Regions from separate parts of the Mus musculus genome. Here region 1 is linked to region 2. A link is a loop called in an ENCODE intact Hi-C map of the cell type or tissue named here. Cell type or tissue: heart. All regions are shown on one strand. Each heading gives the region's core, and the rest is flanking DNA. Links, peaks and the distances in the headings are about the cores only.

Region 1 (2,914 bases), core at 309-2,808, 53 kb after region 2:
TTGGTAGAATAGGCAGGACCTGGGAGGTACAGAGGTGACTCCAAAGGCTGGGATTCCCTGGAGCACATCCCGGTCCTTCAGGAAAGAGGCCATCCATCCCTCCTTGTCCCCACGACTCAGAAATAAAAGGAACAAATAACTCTCTTCAACTGGCATGTATCCTGGGACATGCCCTGGACATACCTCTCTCTCTCTCTCTCTCTCTCTCTCTCTCTCTCTCTCTCTCTCTCTCTCTCTCTGTTTCCAGAACATAAAGCAACATAACACAGGAGCAGGATGGCAGAGATCTCCATGCAGGCCCCTCACCCAGCACATAAGACTCTGTTGAGAACTTGTTCTGGAGATAACCCACAGCCTTGATCCACATCAGTGACTGTCCCCATCTCATGAAGGCAAATGGTCCCCGGCTGTGCTGGGCCCCAGCCAGGAATCCTTGCTATTCTGCCTATGCCTGCCTGGCTGTCCTCCATACTCTAGCTACAGGGGCATGGATCAGAAGGTAGACAGTTTGCATGGATGGCTCACGAAGCTCTGGGTTTACTCCCCAGCACCACATAAAACCGAGCATGGCAGTACATGCCTGTAATCCAAACACCCGAGTTGTGGAAGCAGGAGAATCAGAAGCTCAAAGCACCCTGGCTGCATGTTAAGTTTGAAGGCTCTGTGCCATGGTGTTGTGTACACCTTTAATCCTGGCACCTGGGAGTGAGAAGCAGGAGGACCTCTGTGAGTTCAAGGCCAGCCTGGTCTACAGAGCAAGTTCAAGGGCAGCAATGGTTACACAGAGAAACCTGTCTTGGAAAAAAACAAAAACAAACAAACAAAAAAGTTTGGAGCCATCCTGGGCTACACAAGGTCCCGCCCCCCCCACCCCCCCCCAAAAAAAACACCAGAGTGTGTCCTAGTGACACAAACTGAATTATGTCCCTTTCCTCTAAGAGCACTCCAGTACAGTTCAGACCCTCCACATGGCTGAATCAATACTTTATGATCTGGATCCTGTTCAGTTCCACTGTGCCCTGCAGTTTTCTGGGGCAGCTGCAGAATCTAGTGGTTAGTACCACGGTGCCTGTGGACAGCTCTTCCTCTGACTGGCAGCCTTTTACACCTGTGTGTGCATTCTCGCCCCCAAGAGGTACCCCAACAGGGGGACTGTCCCAGGGACTCCATGGTGCTTTGCCACTCCTCAGTGAGAACACTGGAAAACACAAGGTTTCACCCCATGATCCAGCAACCTCCTCCTCACGGGCATCTTATTCATGACATCTGGAGTCTTCATTGGGCAGATGGCAAGACTGATGCCTTGCTGAGACTCACACTTGTAATGTTCTCTGTGAGATAAGGCATTCTGGGTTCCCAGAATCTAGCATAGCGCCGGGAACAGACAAGCCCTTGGTAAGTGTTTGTTGATTGAAAAAGGGGAGGAAGTGGAGAATGAAAAGTTTCTATACTCATATGTCACCTTTTGTTTTCACCAGAGCTATGTCAGTCAAGGACAGGCTCCAGTGTGCAGGGGTTAAGCTGTCCCTGGTGTGTAAGGAGGGCACACAAAAGACCCTCTTCAAGTATGAAAGGCCACATGGCTGTTAGGAATACTACAGTGAGCTATTTGGGATGTGTAAGATCCAAAGAGATGACCCCAGAGAGTCTGAGAGCAGACAGGATGTGTGTCATCCTCCTTGCCCCCTGGAGGCCTGGCTGTCTACCTAGAAGGCATTTGCTCTCCCCAGTGGACTACATCGTTATGCAGTTACGGGCTTAGAGTCTGCATCACAGAAAAGACTAAGTGCCCTCTCTACCTTTCCCCATACATACATACATGGTCCTCAGGCTACCAGACCAGGCTATCTGCAGCCAGCCCTGACCCCATCCGATTCCATCAAGTCCTCAAGGCCTAGCTCCTCAGCCACCTCCTCCAAGAAGCCTTCTCAGACACCTGGTTCCTAGTGTCCCTTCTCACACTCCTGATTCTGTTGGCAGATGGGACCCCCTCTCTCAGGCCTCCACCAGGCCACTGCTCCTCCCAAGCACAGCTGCCTCTTTCTCTGTTTCTGGGGTTCAGACAGAAAGGCCAGCAGAAGCTGCCCAGTGAATAGGCTAATTCAGAGCCTGCTGTCTGCTTGGAGCTTTGCAAACCACACTGTGGGAGGCAGAGGTAGCAGGAAGGTATGGGGCCCTCGGTGACCACAGTGGTTTGCCTCAGACCTTGGCTGCAGTCTGGAGGGAGCAGAACAGAAGAGGCCAGGTTTTCTGCACATGCCCTCTACTCTACAGAAAACTTTCCAGGACATTCTATGGGTGAGCAAATATGGGCGATACTGGGTGAAGCGAAACTAAACCTGGGCCTTTAGAATGGAGCTTCTCCCAGCCAATGCTGACATGGGGTGAGGCTCCTTAGGGGCATGTTTCTCACTCATTGACTGCAGAACCCCTGATATAACAATGCCTTATTTGTTGGGACATAATTTGAGAGACCACCATCAAACCTGGGTGTTTCTTGGAGTCAGAGTGGAAGAAACAAGACCATGGAGGTTCTAGCAGCCTCAGGGAAGGGCTGTGAGTGCTTCCTGCCTCGCCTTTACCTCAGGAACATTGCCAGAGTAGGATTACTAGTCCTGTGGATTCAGGCTTCGATGTGACCTTGGAAGTCTTAGCTCAAGCTGCTCAGGCCAAATTGTCCCCAGGTGAGGCCAGGGTTGCAATCCAAATCCTAGCCCCAGGCCACTCTGGGCTGTTCTGCGGAGGGATGCAGGGAGCAAAGCTTTCCCCGTCCAGTGTTGAGCCATCTCAGCAGAGCTGGTACTTCTGCCGTGTTTTCCCTGCTTTCTAACAGTTCTGCACTCAGGACCTTGGAGGAAAGAGAAATCTTCAGGGCCTTTCCAGAAGGCTACGGAAGGAGATAGATAGTGGCAAA
Region 2 (2,914 bases), core at 184-2,683:
GGAGCTAGGTTCGTGGTCAGCAAGCCCCTGAAATTCTGGTGTTTCCCAGCCTCACCCTGGGGCTACAGAAGCACACAGCATCATACCATTCACTTTCTGTAGACTCTGGGAATTTTAACTCAGTTCCTCATACTTACTCAGAAAATCAGTTTACCCACTGAACTGTCTCCCCACCCCTCCTTTCATCTCTTTAAGATGTGTCTTTTCTTCTCCCTCCTCCCCCACGACAAGCCTCTAATGTATCTGAAAGCTGGGGCAGCCCCTCAGTCACCTTGCCTAATGCCCACATCTGTGCTTAGCTATGACCATTGGCCTCTGTGCTTCCTACCCTAAGCTGGGTCCCCTTGGTACTGTGTCCTCCAGGAGGAGCCCAATTCTGGGGTAGACGGTGATAAGTGAGTTCAGAGTGCCTCAGTCCTGGTCACACCCTGTACGTTAGGAGAGAAGTGGGTGGGCTGCTTCCTCCAGTGGCCTGAAGATTGGGAAGCGAGGACTAAGTATAGAGTCGTCGTGGCTTCAAAGCCTGAGCTGGTCACTGTCTGTGCCTTGCCGGCACAGATTGATCATCCTCATAAGAGCTTTGTCTTTTAAAATTATTATTGCCATTGGAAAGAAGAAGACAATTGAATGAATGAGTTTTAGAGATTTGTGTGTGTGTGTGTGTGTGTGTGTGTGTGTGTGTGTGTGTGTGCGTGCGCGCGTGCGTGCGTGCGTGCATGCAAGCTCATGCTTTTGCACTCGTGAGCGAGCATTATGAACCTGTGGAGGCCAGAGGTTGACACTGGATGCTTCCTTTAGTGTTCTCTACATAGTAATTTGAAACAAAGTCCATTTTGGCTGGACCGGCTAGGCAGGGAGCCTCCAGGGTCCTCCTGTTTTCCCACCCAGTCCCAGCGTTGGACTACTGAGGCATGGCACCACACCCAGTTTTTACAGGGGTGCTGGGGATCCAATCTCAGGCCCTCATGCTTGCTCAGCAAATTCTTTACATCCTAAGCCTTCTCCCCAGTCCCTGAGTCTTGGAGTCTTAACATGGTTAAGAACCAGCCTTCTGCCTCTTGAGCCAGGCCTTGATTTTCCATTTGGGGAGGGGTGTATCCCCAGAATGGTGAATGTTGAGTCTTCCCCCTGGGCCCAGGCAGCCTAGAGGACTCACTCTGTCTGATGGAGAACTAGGGAGAAAATACAAATGGCCCCATTGAGCTTGCTGTGCCATGGGGGCTTCCAGAGGGAACAATAGCCTCTATGTCTGCATCTTCTGAGGGCCGGAAGCCCCCAGTGCTTGGCCTCTGGATGAGTCATGCAGGCTCTCTCCTGGCTCGACTCTGTTATGCCTGAGGATCTTTCTTTTAGTCCAGCCTGAAACAGAATGACCTCATCCTCAGAGGCTGGGGAAGACCTGCCTCTTCAGCCACAGGGAAACTCTCCTCCCACAATCAGCTCCGAGGTTGATCCTGGCCTTGAGAGAGATCTCTGGAGCTGCCCAGTGTCCGGTGTCCACCCACCACCTCCAGGAACCTCACTGGGCTGCTTGTGTACCAGGAGGGAAAGACCCTTGGGCTTGCGAACGCAGGGGAAAGTCCCCTTTGTTCTGACACAGCCTATATCTGGTGGCCTCCAGGCTTCAGCTGTGTCCTGTGGAATTTCCTGGACTCAAGTGAAGCTGCCATCAACACCCCAACCCCCACCCCATCCCAGGGCAATTAGGAATGTCCCTATGAGTGGCAGGAGACCAAGAGTTGGGGTGGCCTCCAGCATGGCTTTGTCTGGACATCGTGTGAGGGAAGAGGGCCCAATTGTCCATATGACTGGAGCACTAAACGTGAATTCTTCAAGTTGGACATTGCTATTGTCTCTGAGTGTTCGCCCCACTGGTCAGCGTTGAGCAGGGCCCACCTGTGGCCATGAGAACTTACTTCCCCGCCCCCAAGCCTCAATTTTCACTCCTGTGGAATGATGAGAACCCCATTGCTCAGAGGACGGTGAGAAGCCTAGACAAGATTGTATAGGCTGGGAATGTGGCTTATAGCCTGCCCTCAGTAAACCACAGCCACCTCTCCATTTCACTCCCCGCAGCTGTGCTGAGGCTCTTAGAACTCCTTCACTTCCTGGAGATGTTTTTCCTCAGGACACAGGTAGTGAGTGGGGATACTGCCCTAGTTGTCTGAGTGTCAAGGATTGTGCCCTAGCTGCCTTGGCTAGGGTCCACACATTATAATTCATAGGAAGTGTGTGTGTGTGTGTGTGTGTGTGTGTGTGTGTGTGTGTATTTATTAGTAACCATGGTGAGTGATCCTAACCATGAGATCTCAGCCCAGAGAGCTTTGGCTGTAGGTGTGGAAAGTCTAGACCTTGGATCCCAAGCAATGGGTTATGGGGCTTTGCCTTGTAGCCCACAGAAGTGAGGTTCTTCTATATAGTTGAATCATGTCTTACCTCTCAGAGTGGGTAGGGCATCAAGTAATAGTCAAGGGAAGCCATTAGGTCATGAATGTGCTATGTCAGAAACATAGATGGATTTGTTTGTGTCTTTCCACCATGTCAGAATTTATTGAAGAATAACAAATGCATAAGCTATGTTTGTTTCATTGATTACAATTTACTGAGTAGTCTTGGTTTTACTTAATAGTACGCGTGTTGGCAATCCAAAATTCTTTTATTCTAGTCTTAATCAGTTTGAACTCTCAGACCACACGAAGGGTGTGCATGTGTGAGTGTGTGTGTGTGTGTGTGTGTGTGTGTGTGTGTGTGTGTGTGGAGTGTGTGTGTTATGATGTGTTACAAAAGGGTTTAAGAGGCCACAGGGTTCAAAGAGGCTGAGGTAGAGAGCTGATGTAGATGCAAAGGGAGTCACTGCACGAGGTTGGATATGAGTGAACCCAGGTGGAGGCTCACAGAACTGAACCTGAGCCAC

What was found. Peaks named below come from ENCODE experiments on the same cell type or tissue, not always from the same donor. Only the 100,000 strongest peaks of a DNase experiment are listed, where the experiment ranks them.
Region 1: it touches region 2 in a loop (3.0-fold over the local background); 7 of 42 quality-filtered maps call a loop at or near these places.

Annotation. Positions count from the first base shown.
Region 1 is chr12:8,438,392-8,441,305 of GRCm38, forward strand. No RefSeq gene overlaps it. Among named protein-coding and RNA genes, the nearest start is that of Gm51967, 9.1 kb to the right of the region's middle. In heart, for the core only: a CTCF peak has its summit at 1,700 (motif pointing left); DNase peaks (open chromatin) are centred at 490 and 1,800; H3K27ac peaks cover 203 bases.
Region 2 is chr12:8,385,276-8,388,189 of GRCm38, forward strand. No RefSeq gene overlaps it. Among named protein-coding and RNA genes, the nearest start is that of Gm33134, 23 kb to the left of the region's middle. In heart, for the core only: no CTCF peak of the experiment used is centred there; DNase peaks (open chromatin) are centred at 1,546 and 2,206; H3K4me3 peaks cover 328 bases; H3K27ac peaks cover 2,129 bases.